2 separate regions of the Homo sapiens genome follow, and region 1 is linked to region 2. Evidence: read pairs that join two places in POLR2A ChIA-PET (ENCODE). Cell type or tissue: K562. All regions are shown on one strand. Each heading gives the region's core, and the rest is flanking DNA. Links, peaks and the distances in the headings are about the cores only. Region 1 overlaps UBE2L3 (ubiquitin conjugating enzyme E2 L3). Region 2 overlaps MAPK1 (mitogen-activated protein kinase 1).

Region 1 (11,369 bases), core at 3,648-6,147, 260 kb before region 2:
TTTGACCACAGGGTTAGAGCTAGGACAAGTGGGTGAAAGACCCCAGATAGTTCGGTGCCATATGGCAAAGAGCTTCCTCTTAGTCTTAGCTGCCACAAAATGGCTTTGTGCCATGGGAGGTTGATATCAAGAGCTGTGAAGGATCTGAGATTTTTACCCTACTTGCAGCCTGAAAAGGTGTCCTGCCAATTTATTGGATGTTGGTGGAAGACTCGAGAAAAGGGCCAGTTCCCCTCGTCCCCGCATCCCACAAAGGTGATGAGGATGGGCCCAGATGGATACCTGCAGATGTGGGGGGTTGTGTTCCGGGACAGGAAGGCTGAGTTTAGGGGAGGTCTCAGGCCAGTCACTCAATCGTACTTCACTTGCTCCATTTCCAAATGCAAGTGATGGCAGCACTGGCTTCCCAGGGTTGGTGTTAGGGGACCAGGAGGGGCGGAATATGGGCTGGAGATGGCACGGAAAAGCACCTGGCATCTAAGTACTTGAGAAACTTTGGTCAAATTTTTTTAAATTGGCTTTCCCAGGTTGAAATGATCAACTCTTATTTACATGCATGCATTATAATGACTAGAAGCAAATACAGGAAAATGTTAGCCATACTATATATAAAAGAAAATCCACTTTAAAACCGGTATCTTTCTTTCTTTATAAATAGCAAGTGGGCCGGGTGCGGTGGCTCACACCTGTAATCCCAGCACTTTGGAAGGCCGAGGCAGGCGGATCACCTGAGGTCAGGAGTTCGAGACCAGCCTGGCCAACATGGTGAAACCTTGTCTCTAGTAAAAATACAAAAAAATTAGCTGAGAGTTGTGGTGCATGCCTGTAGTCCCAGCTACTTGGGAGGGTGAGGCAGGAGAATCGCTTGAACTCAGGAGGTGGAGGCTGCAGTGAACCGAGATCGTGCCATTGCACTCCTGCCTGGGTGACAGAGCGAGACTCTGTCTTAAAAAAAAAAAAAAAAAAAAAAAAGACAAGTGGGCTGGTCGCCGTGGCTCACGCCTGTAATCCCAGCACTTTGGGAGGCTGAGGCGGGCGGATCATGAGGTCAGGAGATCGAAACCATCCTGGTTAACACGGTGAAACCCCGTCTCTACTAAAAACACAAAAAATTAGCCGGGTGTGGTGGTGGGTGCCTGTAGTCCTAGCTACTCGGGAGGCTGAGGCAGGAGAATGATATGAGAGGCAGAGCTTGCAGTGAGCCGAGATTGCGCCACTGCACTCCAGCCTGGGCGACAGAGCCAGACTCTGTCTCAAAAAAAAAAAGACAAGTGGATAAAAAGTCTGTCCTAGAATTTAGACATGGATTGAAAAGGTGTTTTTTGATTTTTTTTTTTTTTTTTTTTTTCTGAGACAGGGTCTCACTCTTGCCGAGGCTGGAATGCAGTGGTGTAATCATAGCTCACTGCAGCCTCAAACTCCTGGGCTTAAGCAATCCTCCCACCTCGGCCTTCCAAAGTGCTGGAGTTTAAGTTTTTGAACTAGTTTAGAGTGTGTAAAATTATCATAAGGAATTAATTTACATCTCAAATGACTTCCTCAATACAGCAGTATGAGCTTAGGGAGCACAAGACAGTCAAAGGCAGGCATAACAGAAAAACACTAGTCGTGTTCATGTGAAGATAATGCTGAAATCAGCTGGGCGTAGTGGCTCACGCCTGTAATCCTAGCACTTTGGGAGGCTGACTTGGGTGGATTTTTGAGCTCAGGAGTTCAAGACCATCCTGGGCAACACGGTGAAACCCCGTCTCTACTAAAATACAAAAAATTAGCCGGACGTGGCAGCCTGCGCCTGTAATCCCAGCTACTTGGGAGGCTGAGAGACAGGACAATCGTTTGAACCCGGGAGGCGGAGGTTGCAGTGCTGAGATCCCACCATTACACTCCAGCCTGGGCAAGCGTGAGACTCTATCTCTAAATAAATAGATAATGCTAAAATCTTTGGTTTATTTGACATTGAAATGTTGCAGCTTAAGTTGGAGGCAAATTTTCTGCAATGTTTTATAATATATATATTTTTTACAACAAAACCATGTTTTTTCATTAACATCCCTTGTTATTTCTGAGTGGCCTTCCCAAAGGGCAAGTTTAGCTCTAATGTTGAAATTCACTTGTAGAGCTGTAGGCCTTTACCCGGAAGGTATATCTTATGTTTTAATTTTTGCATGCCTCTTTCACCAAAAATCTCTGGGACAGGCACATAGTTTGTGTGACTTATGCACACCTGAGCCACTCCTTTGACCATCCACAGATCCCCAGACTAGGAAAGAGGCCCAGAGAAGTTCAGATGAGTTTGGCCAAGTTCCCTGGGTGGTGAGAGGCCTGGCCTGCCTCATGTAGTAACAGAACTGCTTCTTTTTTTTCCTTCCTCTTTTTGGAAGAAAAAAGAGGCAGGATCTCACTGTCTTGTCCAGGCTGGAAGGCAGTGGCGTGATCATGGCTCACTACAGCCTTAACAACTAACAACTTAAAACTATAGCCTCAAGCAGTCCTCCTACCTCAGCCTCCTGAGTGGCTGGGACTACAGGTGTGCACCAGCAGCACGCACAGCTAATTTAAAAAAATTGTTAGCAACAAAGTGAGATCCTGTCTTTACAAAAGGACTTGTTTTTGTTTTGTTTTGTTTTTTTGAGAGAACACCTTGCTCTATCGCCTAGGCAGGAGTGCAGTGGTGCAGTCTTGGCTCACTGCAGCGGTGTGATCTTGGCTCACTGCAGCCGGTGCCTCCTGGGTTCAACCAGTTCTCATGCCTCAGCCTCCTGAGTAGATGTGATTACAGGTGCGTGCCACCACGCCCAGCTAATTTTTTGTATTTTTAGTAGAGACAGAGTTTCACCGTGTTAGCCAGGATGGTCTCGATCTCCTGATCTCGTGATCCACCTGCCTCGGCCTTTTTTTAGTATAGATAGGGTTTCTTTTTTTTCTTTTTCTTTTTCTTTTTGAGATGGATTTTCACTTTTGTTGCCCAGGCTGGAGTGCAATGGCACAATCTCAGCTCACCACAACCTCTGTCTCCCAGGTTCAAGTGATTCTCCTGCCTCAGCCTCCCAAGTAGCTGGGATTACAGGCATGTGCCACCACGCCTGGCTAATTTTTGTATTTTTAGTAGAAACGGGGTTTCACCATGTTGGCCAGGCTTGTCTCAAACTCCTGGCCTCAAGTGATCTGCACATTTCAGCCTCCCAAAGTGTTGGGATTACAGGCATGAGCCACTGCGCCCAGTCTGTTTTTGGCTTTTTTGAGACAGGTTCTCATTCTGTCACCCAGGCTAGAGTGTAGAGGTGTGATCATGGCTCACTGCAGCCTCAGCCTCCTGGGCTCTTGTGATCCTCCTGCCTTAGCCTCCCAAAGTGTTGGGATTACGGGCATGAGCCACTGCACCCAGCCAAATCTGCTTCTCTTGAGCTTTGCCCATGTGTCAGGCATGTAGGACTTTATAGTCCTTATCTCTCATCATAAACTCTGGGTACAGGCTGTTGCTACTCCCATTTTACAGATGTACAGGAACATTCTCAGACTCTTTAAGCTAGGAAGAGGCAAAGTCTGAGGCTAGACCTGCTAACTTGGGGCCAGATGGCCTCATTCATGCTTCACCCCAGCTCCTCGGACAGGACCTGGCCCACAGTGGGGAACAGGGGAGGTTGGTCAGTCCTGGACAATCAGTGAAGACCTTTAGCAGATTTCACCAACCAAAAGTCATGCAGGAAAGTGTGCGCGCGCGCGTGTGTGTGGTATGTGTGTGTGTGTGTGGTGTGTGTGTGTGTGTCTTACTCTGTTGCCCAGGCTGGAGTGCAGTGGCACAATCTTGGCTCACTGCAACCTCTGCCTCCCAGGTTCAAGTGATTCTCCTGGCTCAGCCTCCCAGTGTGCCACCACACCCAGTGAGGGAAAGCTATTTTTACATGGCTCAAGCAGTGTAAATGACAATGATGTTTACTTACTTCCCCCCACCACCACCACCATTTAATTCTCCTCTTGAAAACTAAAAGCTGGCTGGGTATGGTGCATCACTCCTATAATCCCAGCACTCCAGCACTTTGGGAGGATCACTTGAACTCAGGAGTTTGAGGCCAGCCTGGACAACATAGTGAGACGCCATCACTATAAGAAATAAAAAAATAGCTGAGTGTGGTGGCATATGCCTGTAGTCCCAGCTACTTGGGAGGCTGAGGTGGGAGGATTGCTAGAGCCCGGGAAGTCAAGGCTGCAGTGAACCGTGATTGCACCTCTGCACTCCAGCCTGGGTGACTCCCCACAGATGAATATGCTGACAGTGGTTTCAGCTGCTCGGTGGTGATTCAGACCTGGACGCGTGGCTTCAGTAGCCCTGGGGCCACACTGCCTGCCCGCAGCCTCCTGTCTTGCTCTATGCTATTCCTTCCAAGTCCCTGCCATCTAGTCTTTAGTCCTCTCTGCCTGGGAGGCCTCTTCCACTCCTCAGCCTTATGTCATCTTATCCATCCTTTAAGGCCCTTGCTCCATGCCTCCCCTCCCAGGGCAGGGCTTGGATGTAGGAGAATGTGGAGAACTGGCGCACGCCAGCCTTGCTCCCCAGCAGAGGAGCTCTGTTTACTGGAGTGCGTACTTAGGCCACGGCTTGAAGATATGGGGCTGGGGTGTAGGGCTGTCAAGATTGTTCCTGGGGCCAGGTGCAGTAGTTCACTCCTGTAATCCCAACACTTTGGGAGGCCGAGGCCGGCAGTTCACCTGAGGTCAGGAGTTCAAGACCAGGCTGGCCAACATGGTGAAACCCCATCTCTACTAAAAATACAAAAAAAAAAAAATTAGTCGGGCAGGGTAGCGGGTACCTGTAATCCCAGCTACTTAGGAGGCTGAGGTGGGAGAATTGCATGAACCAGGGAGGCAGAGGTTGCAGTGAGCTGAGATCGCGCCACTGCACTCCAGCCTGGGCGACAGAGCGAGACTCCGTCTTAAAAAAAAAAAAAAAAAAAAAAAGATTGTTCTTGGGCTCTCTGTGAAGCTTGGATTTCTTTGGGTTGGGTGTGCCATGGCAAGTGCCATGGCAGACCTGGGTGAGGGAAAAGGGAGTACAATGGGAAGGGCTTCCCCAGCTCTGGAGATAGGTAGGGTTGGGGAGAGGCCAAAAGACTCTTTGCTGAGTCATCTCTCAGGCTCCTGGGGCCATCAGAGTGTCCAGGCCCCAAAGGTGGTTTTCGGGTGGTTCTAGGGGCAAGGGGCTAGGGCATGGTGCTGGCCCTGCCTGGTGATCACCTGTTGAGTGACCAGCTCAGGTCCCCAGGGTCCAGCCATTGAGCTGACTACTGTTTCTACCCTGGGAAGATTGAGCTGGCCAGGACTTGGCATCAAGGCAGTTATTTGGACTTCTAGTACTCACAGTGTATTCTGGTTGGGTTGTAACTTACCTCTGGTACAACTCTACTTGTATCTTCAGAAAAGATCAAGAGATATTTGCAAAAACATAATATGATAAAGGACTGTCTAAAGGACAAAGAACACTTAAAACTCTATAATAAGAAAACAACAATAAATAACACCGTGCATCTCTTAGAATGACCAAAATCCAGAACACTGCCAAATGCTGCTGAGGACGTAGAGCAACAGGAACTCTCGCTCTTTCCTGGTGGGAATGCAAAATGGTGCAGCCACCTTGGAAGACAAGTTAGGCGGTTTCTTTCATTTATTTATTCATAAAATCTTTTTAACAAAGAAATTGAGTCTCTCTCTTGCCCAAAATGGAGTGCAGAAGCGTGATCACAGCTCATTGCATTCTCAAACTCCTGGGCCTAAGAAGTCCACCCTTCTTAGCCTCTGAAGTAGCTGAGACTACAGGCACATGCCACCATGCCAGGCCAATATATTTATTTTGTTATTATTTTTTGAGATGGAATCTTGCTCTGTCACCCAGGCTGGAGTGTAGTGGCGCAACCTCAGTTCACTGCAATCTCTGCCTCCCGGGTTTAAGCAATTCTCCTACCTCAGCCTCCCAAGTAGCTGGACTACAGGCGTGCACCACTACGCTCTGCTAATTTTTTTGTATTTTTAGTAGAGACAGGGTTTTACCACGTTGGCCAGGCTGGTCTTGAACTCCTGACCTCAAGTGATCTACCCAGCTTAGCCTCCCAAAGTGCTGGGATTACAGGTGTGAGCCACTGAGCCTGGCCCAGGCTAATATATTTAATTTTTTTTTTTTTTTTTTTTTGTAGAGATGGGGTCTTGTTATGTTTCACAAACTGGTCTTGAACTCCCGGCCTCAAGTGATCCTCCCTCCCTGGCCTCCCACAGTGCTCAGATTACAGACATGAGTCACTGCTCCTGGCCCAGTTTGGCAGTTTTGTTTTGTTTTTTTTTTGAGACTCAGTCTCGCTCTTTCGTCCAGGCCAGACTGCAGTGGCGCAATCTCCACTCACTGCAAGCTCCGCTTCCCAGGTTCACACCATTCTCCTGCCTCAGCCTCCTGAGTAGCTGGGACTACAGGCGCCCACCACCACGTCCAGCTAATTTTTTTTTGTATTTTTAGTAGAGACGGGGTTTCACTGTGTTAGCCAGGATGGTCTCGATCTCCTGACCTCGTGATCCACCTGCCTTGGCCTCCCAAAGTGCTGGGATTACAGGCGTGAGCCACCGCGCCCGGCCGGCAGTTTCTTACAAAACTAAACATATGTCTTACCATTGGATCCAGCAATTACATTCCTTGGTATTTAGCCAAATGAATTGAAAACTTGTATCCACACAGATGCTTATAACAGCTTTATTCATTAATTGCTAAGGTTTGAAAGCAACCAAGATGTCCTTCAGTGGGTTAATGGATAAATAAATTGTGGTATATCTAGACAAATGACATTCAACACTAAGAAGAAATGAGTCTGGGTGCAGTGGCTCACACCTGTAATCCTAGTACTTTGGGAGGCCGAGACAGGCAGATCTCTTGAGCCCAGGAGTTTGAGACCAACCTGGACAACATAGCAAAACCCAGTCTCTATAAAAATACAAAAAAATTAGCTGGGGGTGGTGGTGCCTATCTGTAGTCTCAGCTACTTGGGAGGCTGAGGTGGGAGGATTGCTTGAGCCTGTGAAGTCAAGGTTGCAATGAGCCAAGATCACGCCACCATCCAGTGGGCAACAGAGCAAGACCCTGTCAAAAATAAATAAGTAAGTATGAAGTGGGGGAAAAACAAGTAACGGCTGGGCACAGTGGCTCACGCTTATAAACCCTGCATTTTGGGAGGCCGAGGCAGGCAGATCACTTGAGGTCAGGAGTTCAAGACCAGCCTGGCCAACATGGTGAAACCGCATGTCTACTAAAGATACAAAAATTAGCTGGGCATTGAGGCGGGTGCCTGTAATCCCAGCTACTTGGGAGGCTGAAGCAGGAGAATTGCTTGAACCCAGGAGGCGGAGGTTGCGGTGAGCCAAGATCGTGCCATTGCATTCTAGCCTGGGCAACAGACTCTGAAAAAATAATAATAATAAAAAGAACAAATAGCTTCTAACGACAAATTTATTTCTCACTTATTGAGGCTGGGAAGTCTGAAGATCAAGGTGCCAACAGATTCAGTGGCAACTGAGGGCCGGCTTCATGGTTTATAGATGGTGCCTTTTCACTGTGTCTTTATATGATGGAAAGGGCAAGGCAGTTCTCAGGGGCCTCTTTGATAAGGACACCAATCCCATCATGACCTAATCACTTCCCAATGGTCCCAACTCCTAATACCATCACATTGGTGATTAGGTTTCAACATAAGATTTTTGGGGAGATACATTCAGACATAGCAGCTACATATTGCATGATTCCAGCTATCATGTCTGATAACCACACAAAACCTATAGAATGTGCAACACCAAGTATGAGCCCTAACATAAACTAGGGAAGCTGAGTGGTAATGATGTGTTAAGGTAAAAGGTTCATTGGTGGTAACAAATTTGCCCCTCTGGTGAGGGATGCTGATAGTGGGAAAAGCTGTGTGTGTTCAGGGGCAGGGGGTATTTAGGAATTCTCTGTCCTTTCCTCTCAGTTTTGCTGTATACCTAAAGGTGTTCTAAAAAGTAAAGTCTATTTTTTAAAAAAGTATGAAGAGACCAGGACATCAATCTCAAGCCCCTTCTCAGTTTAGCAGATAGCTTGCTCTAGAAATACTTTTGGGTGGCTGGGTTGTCCTGAAGGTGGCAGGGCTTCAGTTGATACTTGAATCCCTTGAAATAAATTGATTTTTCAGATAAACAATTAAAACATTCCTGTCTTGGCCATAGGTTTATGAACCATGGTGTGTTCATTTTGATCTCTCTTTCCTTCCAGGACAACCCTCCATATGATAAGGGAGCCTTCAGAATCGAAATCAACTTTCCAGCAGAGTACCCATTCAAACCACCGAAGATCACATTTAAAACAAAGATCTATCACCCAAACATCGACGAAAAGGGGCAGGTCTGTCTGCCAGTAATTAGTGCCGAAAACTGGAAGCCAGCAACCAAAACCGACCAAGGTAAGACATGTGCCTGTGTCTTCCTCGGAGGGGGTCTTTGGGGGTGCTGCTCTGGGGTGGGGGCTTCTGGTACCAGATCAGACAGAATCCAGAGAATCTTTCAGGTACACGAAAAATGTAGCTGAGGTCCTGTCAGACCTTGTGGGAATGGCTCATCTCAGCTGAACTTTTGACCTGTATAGGGTTTGAGGAGGCCTTTCCAGTGCTCAGCCCTGGGCTGCCATCCACAGTGGGAACACACATGGACAGACAAGCCCAGTGGCTTGCTGCTGGTGCAGAGAGGTGCAGGCACTGGTCCCTGGAAGGGATGAAGGACTGTGGGGCTGCCTACAAGGGGAAGGGAGAGTGGGATTTAAGGTGGCCTCATGCAGTAGTTAGTGCCTGAACTCAGACTTGAAGGAGGAAAGGAGGTTGGAGAGGGCCTTCCAGGCTATAGGAAGGGCATGGGCTAGAGCCTAGTTGCTCGGGTGATGTGAGGGGAGGGACAGAGGCAGATGTAAGGGCAGTATTCCCAGATGAAGGCACGTAGTTGGCTTTAGTGGGCCTGGGATTCCCTGGAGTTGGATGTGGCTGTGCGTGGTGCACATGTCTGTGTGTGGCTGTGTGAACATAAACATGCTCATTCTTCTGGGAAGAATATTTGAGTCAGTATTGTGGTTGTCCTCCCTTTTGTCCCCTAGAAGTGACTAGTTTGTTATGGACTGTGTCTGGTTTTCATTTAATTCTAGACTTTCTTTTGAAGTCCTAATCTCATATTTTGATGGCTTCCTTTTAAGTACCTAAACCAGTATAAAGTCTGTTTAGATTAGAGTGGATGAAGCTGGCACTTGAGAGGCTGCAAGTGGAGGGTTTCTTTTAGGGGTGCTGCTCTAGGGTAGGGGCTCATGGGTCCTTCCTGATGCCAGATCAGACGGAGTCCAGAGAACTCCTACCTTACCAGGTGCACGCAAAGTATGGCTGAGGTGCCACCAGTCCCTGTGGGAATAACTCAGCTGAACTTTTGACCTGCACAGGGATTGAGGAGGTCCCTTGTTTTAGTGATTGAAAAAAGCCTTGGAAGGTGGAGTTCAAAGCCTTGCGCAAGAAAAATCAAGCCTCACTTGTTGGAAGTAATCACCATGAAAGGTGCCCATTAGACTCCCACACTGAGTAGAAGAAAGGAGTGGGTGCTAAACATTCAGTCAGGGCAGAACAGTCTCTAGTGGGCTTGGTCCTTGTTTGTGTACAAGCTGATGTTTATAAAAGCTTGACACAGTTCTTCTCAGTGCCTGGTTTTTTCTTTTCTTTTCTTTTCTTTTTTGGAAACGGAGTCTCGCTCTGTCACCAGGCTGGAGTGCAGTGGCGCGATCTCTGCTCACTGCAACCTCCGCCTCCCGAGTTCGCGCCATTCTCCTGCCTCAGCCTTCCGAGTAGCTGGGACTACAGGCACCCGCCACCACGCCCGGCTAATTTTTTGTATTTTTAGTAGAGACGGGGTTTCACCATGTTAGCCAGGATGGTCTCGATCTCCTGACCTCGTGATCCGCCCGCCTCGGCCTCCCAAAGTGCTGGGATTACAGGCGTAAGCCACCGCACCCAGCCGATTTTTTCTTTTCTTTTCTTTTTTTTTTTTTTTTTTTTTTTTTTTTGAGACGGAGTCACCCAGGCTGGAGTGCAGTGATGCCATCCCAGATCACTGTAACCTCCGCCTCCCGGGTTCAAGCAATTCTCCTGCCTCAGCCTCCTGAGTAGCTGGGATTACAGCCACCACGCTCGGCTAATTTTTGTATTTGTAGTAGAGACGGGGTTTCACCACGTTGACCAGGCTGGTCTCGAACTCCTGACATTAGGTGATCCACCTGCCTCAGCCTCCCAAAGTGCTGGGATTACAGGCATGAGCCATCATGCCCGGCGAGCCTGGTTTTTTTCTGTACAGATTCCTAGCACTGTCGAAAACCTATAGCTGCATTTGATCAAGAGTGTTCAGTAATTCCTGGAGTCCTTGCCGAGTCATGTCTGTTAACCCATCGTGCCTGGGGAGTGGCAGTCCTTCCAGGCCAGGTTGCCCAGGAAAGCCCTGCACCTCAGGTTCTGGCCACAAAGAGTTCTGAGGCTCCTCCCTTACCTGTAGACTGAGAGGGTGGGGCTAGGGCCAGGGAGGCTCTCAGGAGATGGATGCACGTGCTTTGCCACCTCTCATGGGGCTGCTGCATAGAAGGCCGTGGCAGGGTTATTCACTTTTTACCTTCCTATCCAGGTGCACTGCCAAAATGCTCTGCTTTTTCAGACTGTGGCTGCTTCTCCCCCACCCCCAAGAGCCAAATAACTTAGGGGCAGCTTTTAATTTTTTTTTGTAAAAAGTACTGTTGACTTGGGATTTTTAAGGTAAAAATTTTGGTACAGGAGCTATTCTGTGTGCCATGATGGACAGAACTGGAATTGCTATTTTGTGATTTGGGACAGTTGAGGATTCCTTCCTAGAACATTATTATGTAGATTGTTTGTGGCATGGCCTTGATCCCCATCCTCACATACATCAAGAATGTTGTTCCTTGCACTTGACGGCCACATTCCCATGTTTGTTATCTATTACTGCATTATAACCCCTATCAAAACTTTGTGGCTTAAAGTAATACCAGTTTATTAGTTTTTACTCTGGAGGTTGGCTGGGCTTAGCTACATGGTTCTACAGCTGACTGTTCATTCCTGGGGTCACTCATGCAGCTGTATTGAGGTGGGAACTCAACTTGGCTGGGAAGAGCTGGTAGGCATAGTGCACATGTGCGGAAATGGTATTAGCTAAGGCACTTCGGTTCTCTTTGTGTTCTCTTATTTTCCACAAGGCTACATTGGACCCCTTCATAGCATGGTGGTCTCAGGGTTCCAGGGTGAAGGCATAGAACTGGTACGGTGTCACTTCTGTGGATT
Region 2 (8,918 bases), core at 4,092-6,591:
CTGGGATTATAGGCATGAGTCCTGCACCCAGCCTAGCTGAAAATACATTTAATACACCTAACTTACCAAACATCACAGCTTAGCTTAGCCTACCTTAAACATGTTCAGAGCACTTACATTAGCCTACAGTTGGGCAAAATCATCTAACGCAAAGCCCATTTTATAATAAAAGTGTTGAGTAACTCATATGATGTATGAAATACTATACTGAAAATGAAAAACAGAACAGTTGCGTGGGTACTCGGAAGTAAGGTTTCTACTGCATGTGTATCACTTCCATACCATTGTAAAGTCATCTGACCACCAAGCCAAATATTTGTACTTCTGCACATGCTGCTTTACATAGAGACCGAGACAAAGGGGGATTCACATCTTGTCAACCCTGTTTACTTCAAAGGAATAACAGAGCATTAACTAGGTACCAAGTGCTCAGGACTTCAAGTATACTGTTTTATTTAATACTCATGACAATCCTTTGACCCCTTACTTGTGACTGGCAAGTTACCCAACTTTTGTTTCATTTTCCTCATCTGTAAAAACCGGAGAGTGATACACACTCCCTGGAGAATGACAGGGAAAACAGTACCAAGAACTTTAACCTAACAAGTCAGAAATCAATGAGACCCCTTTTGACAATTCCCACCTTGCCCTTTAGACATTCCGAGATATGCAGCTTTATTTAATAAATGACCCCACCTTGGGCCTCAGCTGACTAGACCAGAGGCAGACACTCTCCCAGGCTGGAAAGGCCAGGTGGAGTGAGCTGTTCTGTGCAGAATGATCTCCCTAACAGTGTTTTTACACATTCTGTTCCACTTGGAATTGGATTCAGAGTGTTCTCAGCCTCTGGTCATCAAAAAACCTGAAGACACATACCTTCAGGGAGCTAGGGTCAGCTCTCCTCTGCTGAGTGCATGGGGAAGTGACAAAAGAGAAAAGAGGGGGGAAAATCCAGCTGCTGAGAGATGTAGGGTACAAGAAGCTTTTGTAACTGTAAAGAGGGAGGGAGGTAGCTACGTTGGTCTATTTTCCAGTTCCTGGTTCCAACTATACCTAAAGCTTTAACTGCACTTTCTATCCTTGCAGTAATATGACAAAGGCCCCCAGATCTTAATCATAAACTTTTCATTTTCTATAATGCAGTCTCTACAAAGTAGTGCCTAAAACATTCCAGCACTCTACCCTACCTTTTACCCAGCTAGCTCTAAGTCTTCCTTCAGGTCCCAGCTTAAACACCACTTCCTCCCGGAAACCCTTCATGACTACTCAGAATATCTTATATCATCCAGTGGCACTCCACACCTCACCATACTCAGTAAATGTTATTACTGCCCTGTTGGACTGTAAACACCAAAGAGTAAGAACAACTTTTGTTCACTACTTTGTTCCTACTGCCTAGCACATAATCCGGTACGTGTTTAATAATATTAAATGAATGAAAATCAAGAAACTGGTAGAGGTAACTAGAAGGAATGGGAAGAAATCAATACTGCTTCCTGATAAAAATTAAGTTGCTAGATGACAGATCCTTTGGAGATAAAGAAAAAACAAAAACAAAAAACAAAGTTACTTTAACTCTAATCCTTTCTAGCCTCTTCTTCAGGTCTGTCTGCAATGGCATAATCATTTTATACTTTAGGGCTAATCCATTCAGGAACCCAGGCTGTAGGAAGTACGTTTCTAGGTAACTCGGTATAACAGAGAAAAGCCTATAGTAGTTAAAAGAAAAAAGGTCACAGGATTTGGGGTCTGCATAAATCTCAATTTACATCTCAGTTCTGCAATATACTTACTGGCTGTGAACCCTGAACGAGTTACCTGACACCCAGTTCCCTTATGTGTAAAGTGCAAAATATAATACCTCAAAGACAAGGATGACGGTCAGGCGCGGTGGCTCACACCTGTAATCCCAGCACTCTGGGAGGCTGAGGCGAATGGATCACGAGGTCAGGAGTTCAAGACCAGCCTGGGCAACAGGGTGAAAGCCCATCTCTACTAAAAACTACAAAAAAAAAAAAAAACTTAGCCAGGTACAGTGGCAGGCACCTGTAATCCTAGCTACTCAGGAGGCTGAGACAGGAGAACTGCTTGAACCTGGGGGCAGAGGTTGCAGTGAGCCAAGATCGCGCCACTGCACTCCAGCCTGGGCAACAGAGTGAGACTCTGTCTCAAAAAAAAAAAAAAAAAAAAAGACAAGAATGAGAATGAAGCTTAAACCAGCAAGGCAGGCTTGCAACTAACATTAGTCAGTTGATCATGGCATATTATCCATGCAGACACCTGCTATCCAGCTCCTACTGGCCATAGGTTCAAACCCCAGGGCCTGCCTTGAGTCTGAGAATCTGGGAGGGACCTTGGAGACCATCTATCCTGTGGGTTGCCCAACATCATTTTCAAAGCAATCAAATCCTTTTTCCAAATGGGATCTTGCCCTGCTAACCCTAATAGTTACTACCTATGTGAACTGAAGATGATAATGACTAAAAGGAAATTAAGAAAAAGAAAAAAGACTAAGGGCAGAGGAAGAAGGGAAACGGGAGGGGAAGGAGGTAGATAAGAGAAGAGCAAAGAATAGAAAAAACAGGGATTAGGGGAGAGAATGCTGTATGTGAAGTTTCCCTATTTGGGGTGAGGCCTGAAGCCCCTAAGAGAGGAGGAGATTTGAAAACCACAGACAGAGCCCAGTCCTTTCATGTTATAGCAGGGGAAATAGAAACACATAAATTTTGTTCAGCTGCCTATAGCTTTCTCCTCCTGTGGTTCTGCTCAGTTTCCAGAAAGCCTGGGTAACGTCTGAATCCTCCTGGAATCTCTCTTCTTCCTTCTGGTACGGTGTGGGCCATTTCAAAGCTCAGGCAGGTGGCCTTTCCTAGAGGGAGCAGAGACAGCGCAGCTACTGGATGAGCTCCTAGGCACCTTTCAGTGTGGGAGCCTCAAGAAGTGAAAGAAAAAAAGCAAATCTAAAGGGGAGCAAAATAGCATCTCAGGATTAGGCAAGAGGGTGGGTGGAGTAGGCCGGAGGCAAGGAGCTCTAGATGTTTGTTGGGGAATGAGGTGTTTTTCAATTAATAGGTATATAAATTGTGAGCAAGGTGAGGAATAAATTACATACAGTTTTGGGGAAAAGTCAACTTGAATTTACACAAATCAGATTATGGGAATGGTGTAATGGTTATAGCTAACTACCAGGAATACATCATTAGGGATGCTATTAATATAAAAATTAATTTTGTTTTGACTTATCCTTTTACTCTAAACTCTGCTCAGAAACACTAGATTCTTCTGTTACTCATGTAAGCTGCTGTCCTTGCATCTTTGAGCTCCAAAAGTGTAGAGGAGACTTCTTGATTAAAAAAGTTAAGTAAACAATGAGCAAGCAAAATTAAGAATCTCAATATCTCTGTCTCCAGGTCTAGAGTTTTTATATATGATATATGTTATTGCTGTTCCTGCCTTTCAAACAGGTGGTACAAACACCCAGCAGAGATCCATGAAGAGAGTGCATTAACAGGAAGCAATAGGGCAAAGTTCATAGAGATGAGCTTTAGAGAAAAGCGGGACTTAAATAGAGCCTGATGTTTCTTGGGGCAGGCTGGGGTGCTGTACTATGGGCATCTTGGCAGGATGATTCTCCAGTGGAGGGAGTGTACCGTGCAATCCAGACCATTTAGCATGTCTGCCCTTGACATGCCTACTGACGGCCAATAACACCCCCTAATCAACGTGACAACACAACAAAAAGCCGCCCCCCTATACATTTCCAAATGCCTCTGTAGCAGGGAGGTAAAATCACCCCCACTGAGTACCACGAGATAAAGTAGGCACAATGCGGCCAGGTGCAATGGCTCACGCCTGTAATCCCAGCACTTTGGGAGGCCGAGGCAGGTGGATCACCTGAGGTCAGGAGTTTGAGACCAGCCTGGACAACATGGCGAAATCCTGTCTCTACTAAAAATACAAAAATTAGCCAGGCATGGTAGCACACACCTGTAATCCCAGCCACTCAGGAGGCTGAGGCAGAATTGCTTGAACCCAGGAGGCAAGGTTGCAGTGAGCCTCCAAGCAAAACTCTGTCTCAAAAAAAAAGTAAGTAAGTAGGCAAAATGGGCAGAAAGCATAAGAGATAAAGTGGGAGTGGAACTGGCAGACAGAAACAGGGCCATCCTTTAATGACTCCGTCACCCACAAGATCAAGTCCAAAGTCCTTACCAAATAATGCCCTTCAGGATTTGGCCCTGCCTACCCCCAGCTGTCTCAACTCCCACCTTCTTACTAAGGCACCCTACACTCCAGCCTTCCCAAGTAATTTGTGGTTTTCCTGACCTGATGCACTGTGTTCACGGTCTGTGCCTTTACATGCACACTTCGCTTTGCCTAGAAGGCATTTCTCAAGGCAAACTCCTACTCACACATCAACACCTAGCTCAGAAGTCTGGGAAGCCAAAGAAAGACAGCCCCAAGTCACTCAGCTCTTCTCTTCCTCTCAGCACTTCACAAACTCCTGGGTAACACTGGTATCTTCTCTGTATTATTCCCCAATTCCATCCCATTATTTGGATGAAGAGTTCAATAAACATTTTCTGAGTAAATAACTCTACATGAAAGGTTTTAAAGGCTAAAAAGTGATACAAGCAAAAGCAGACAACAGATATTTCTTGTTACTGAAATAATCTATTTTCTCAACTCTGATCTTTGGTGGAGCACTACTTAGGAACCAGAAAAACTGGGGTTGCTTCATCACTTCCTAGCTGTGTGTCATTGGGCAAGTTAACTAACCTCTGTGTGCCTCAAGTTTCTTCACTTGTGGGGTAAAAAACAAACAGAAGTTACCACTTTTGCTGTACAGTTATATGGCTTAGCATTAATGTATGTAAAATACAAAACAAGAGTGCTGAAAAAGTGGTAGTTCTACTAGTCTGCTATAATCACAATAACCTTAACAAGACAGGAGGACATTGTACCATCAGGAATGTGATCACAATGAAATTTTAGTTGAAACCATCCCCCTCTTTTTTCTTTTATTCATTCAGCTTTCCCAAGTTGAACATCCCCGCTTTAAAAAAAAAAAAAAAGAGGCCAGGCACAGTGGTTCACACTGTAATCCTAGCACTTTGGGAGGCTGAAGCAGGGGGATCACCTGAGGTCAGGAGTTTGAGACCAGCCTGGCCAACATGGCAATACCCCGTCTCTACTAAAAATAAAAAAATTAGCCGGGTGTGGTGGCACACACCTGTAATCCTAGCTACTCGGGAGGCTGAGGCAAGAGAATCACTTGAACCCAGGAGGCGGAGGTTGCAGTGAGCCGAGATTGTGCAACTGCACTCCAGCCTGGGCGACAGAACAAGACTCTGTCTCAAAAAAAAAAAGAGCTGAAAGTCAACAAATATAATGGCTTGTCAGCTGCATTCTGTTTCCCTCCTATAGTACTCAATACCAATCCCTTAATGAGTACCATCTCCCTTGGCTCCTTTGATAACGTGCACTCCCAGTTCTTTGGTCTCTCTGGCCACATTTCCTCTGTCCTCTTCCATAACTTGACCTTTATTGACACAGTAAAGGCAGGCACTCCTTTGGCTTAGTTCTCAGATGTCTTATCCACTCTTAAGGCTTCAATTAATATCTCTATGAAGATGACCCCATGAGCTCTCTTGTCGCATTCAGAAACAGCATTTCAAACTCAATTAAACCAAAATAGACACTTGCTATCTTAGTCTAAGATGACCAAGCATACTAAGAGTGTTTCAATCTCTCCTCCTCTCCCTCCTCCCCGTCTACACTGTTCCCTTATACATCTGACCAGTCATCAGTTTCCTCTTCTTTGCCAGAGTTACCTGGTTGGTCCTCTGTTCTACTTCAGTGGTTCTTAATGTTTCCAGGATAATGGACTCATTTGAAAATCTATCAAATGCTATGTATTTTTTAACCAAAAAGATAAATATAGAAAACATATAATTACAATTTCTTTTTTTTTTTTTTTTGAGACCCAGTCTTGCTCTGTCACCCAGGCTGGAGTACAGTGGCGCGATCTTGGCTCACTGCAAGCTCTGCCTCCCGGGTTCACACCATTCTCCTGCCTCAGCCTCCCCAGCAGCTGAGACTACAGGCGCACACCGCCACGGCCGGCTACTTTTTTTTTTTGTATTTTTAGTAGAGATAGGGTTTCACCATGTTAGCCAGGATGGTCTCGATCTCCTAACCTCGTGATCCGCCCACCTGGGCCTCCCAAAGTGCTGGGATTATAGGCGTGAGCCACCGCGCCTGGCCATGATTGCAATTTCACCTAACCAATGACCCAGATAAGAATCTGTGCTCATCCACTCAAGATTTTAACTACCATTTACACAAATTTTCATCTCCAGCTCCTGCTCCCCTCTTACAAATTTTAAGATGGTTTCTGGATATAGCCTGAATGGCCTACAGGCATTACAAACTTAAGTTCAAACCAGAACTATTTCCCCCTGACAAATCTGCTCTAACAGTATTCCTTTACTTGGATAATGGCACCACCATCTCCCAGGCTCCCAACCTAGAGGCCTCAGAATGAACAACCGCCCATAGCCAATCAACCAGCAAGCCTTGTTCTATCTCAGAAATCCCTCCAAATCCAAATCCCACCTCTCTTGGTCTCTTACCCTTTAAGGTCTCATAATCCTTTGATTCCACTCAGACTTGCCATGATTAAAAGTCTTTTTACCACTCTTCCCACAAGGGTCCCTGTTACTATTTCTGTCAATACAAAACTCCTCACCTCCATCTGCTACCTTCCGCTGCCACTTTATTACTGCACCTCTAGGTGGTTAGGCTTTCCTAATTTATTCCTCCACTCCGGTTCTTCTTCCTTCATTCCCACTAGTGTTGATTTGTCTTCCCAAAAAATTTCAAAATTGACCATGTATGACTGCCTCTTTCAAAAAAAGGCCGGGCACGGTGACTAAAGCCTGTAATCACAGCACTTTGGGAGGCTGAAGTCAGGGGGACCACCTGAGGTCAGGAGTTTGAGACCATCTTGGCCAACATGGCAAAACGCTGTCTCTACAAAAATACAAAAAAAAAATTAGCTGAGCATGGTGGCACGCGCCTGTAGTCCCAGCTACTCAGGAGGCTGAGGCAGGAGAATCGCTTGAACCTAGGAGGCAGAGGTTGCAGTGAGCCGAGGTCATGCCACTGCACTACAGCCTAGGCAACAAGAGTGAGACTCCACCTCAAAAAAAAAAATAAACAAATAAATAAATAAATAAGATGCTTCCTCCACTGAACAAATATACAGTCAAACTTAGTTTTGCCTTTGGAGTCCTCTACAGTTTGCCACCTAAGTACATTTCCAAGATTAGATTCCACAGCTCAAGCTGTCACTTGTTCCTATTATCTGCATATCAAAATCACACCCACTCTTAAAGGCCCAACTCAAATCCCACTCTTCATCTTTACATCCTCTACATAATCATTAGGAAAGGACTCTAAACAAAATAGTCACAATTCCTAATGAACTGATAAGGAAACAGAAGGGGGTAAATCTAAAAAATGGCTAGAAATCCATAAATCCTTTTGGAAGCATTTTTTAAAAGATCACCATTCAAATATTAGTGAATATTTCAACGAGCCCTCCATAAATCCAGCACTGTTAGCCAATATTTATTAAATGCTAATAATGTGCAATGGAGAAGGTTAACAGCAGGGTATTTCATCAACCTGATAAAAGGCTATAATCTGGATCTTGGATTCAAATTCCAATTACATTTGTATTTCACTTAGGAAACGACAATCACAAAAAGGGGACTTAGCATTTCAAATGGAGAGTCAGAAGGTCAAACAAGCCTACAGCAGTGACAGAAGTAGTTCCCACATCTAAACAACTTCAGACTAGTAAAAACCTTATCAGACAGGAGAAATCTTATCAGATGGGGGTATCTTTTCAATTGACATGTCCTAAACGTAAAATACTTTTTTCAGTCCACATTTTAGATAAGCTAATCTTGTTAAAAGGGCCAAAGGATGTGATGGGAAATTCTGAGCCTCTCATAATGAGACATGTTCACTGGCACACTTCCCAGTGAGTGCAACAGCAATGCGATGTGTGGTGGAGAAATGATGCTACTGGCAATACTTTCTCTCCATTACTTTTTAGGGCCTTATTTCTTTCAGGCTCGACCTAATTTAAATTCTGTCTTGGCTCCTAAGCCTGTGAGTTCACATTAATTTTCACAGTTGTATTCAGCATTTTGCTCCTAAACAAAGTGAAAACATTAAAGATTCAATTAAAATCTCTTTAAAAAGAATTTTAACTAATCTTTCTATCTAGCTACAATACTTGGTAAAACATACCTTCTATGGCATTTCTAAAATTATGATTGAAATTTGAATACATTTCCGAAACAGACTTATATTTACTTTATAACAGTAAGATACAGAAAATTCTGCAAGTATTAATTACACTAAGGAACGCAGAGTGTTTTCCTAAAAACAGCTGAAAAGAGCTACAGTGTGTCTAGTAGAATCTCAGTCTACAATCTTAATAACTCTAGTTCTATGACCTCAAGAATTGGCTTCACCTCGAAATACTTTCTCACCTGAAAAAAGGAATAACACCATCTTTTCCTCCCTCAATGTGGCTGCTCAAATAAAATGAAATAATATATGTAGCACAGTACCTGCCACGAAGGGTTCAATAAATTATTAGTTTACTTTCTTCAGTCAACACAAAAGACACATTCACAAGATTCAGATTTAAGGAAATCTATTTCCACAAGTCCTCACCAGCACAAAATGCTATCGCTAGTTTGCTCTAATAAAAACTACCATCAGCCGGGCGCGGTGGCTCACGCCTGTAATCCCAGCACTTTGGGAGGCCGAGGCGGGCGGATCACGAGATCAATACATCGATACCATCCTGGCCAACATGGTGAAACCCTGTCTCTACT

Evidence for each region. ChIA-PET counts read pairs that join two places held together with the same protein. Peaks named below come from ENCODE experiments on the same cell type or tissue, not always from the same donor. Only the 100,000 strongest peaks of a DNase experiment are listed, where the experiment ranks them.
Region 1: POLR2A ChIA-PET joins it to region 2 with 5 read pairs; 2 of 35 experiments call an interaction of 5 or more read pairs at or near these places.

The regions. Positions count from the first base shown.
Region 1 is chr22:21,602,582-21,613,950 of GRCh38, forward strand. UBE2L3 (ubiquitin conjugating enzyme E2 L3) reads left to right here. Exons shown (of 4, transcript NM_003347.4): 3 at 8,276-8,462. Among named protein-coding and RNA genes, the nearest start is that of YDJC, 22 kb to the right of the region's middle. In K562, for the core only: CTCF peaks have their summits at 4,451 and 5,145; DNase peaks (open chromatin) are centred at 4,377 and 5,120.
Region 2 is chr22:21,857,307-21,866,224 of GRCh38, forward strand. The region is part of intron 1 of MAPK1 (mitogen-activated protein kinase 1); the gene reads right to left. Among named protein-coding and RNA genes, the nearest start is that of MAPK1, 5.9 kb to the right of the region's middle. In K562, for the core only: no CTCF peak of the experiment used is centred there; DNase peaks (open chromatin) are centred at 4,370, 5,508 and 5,706.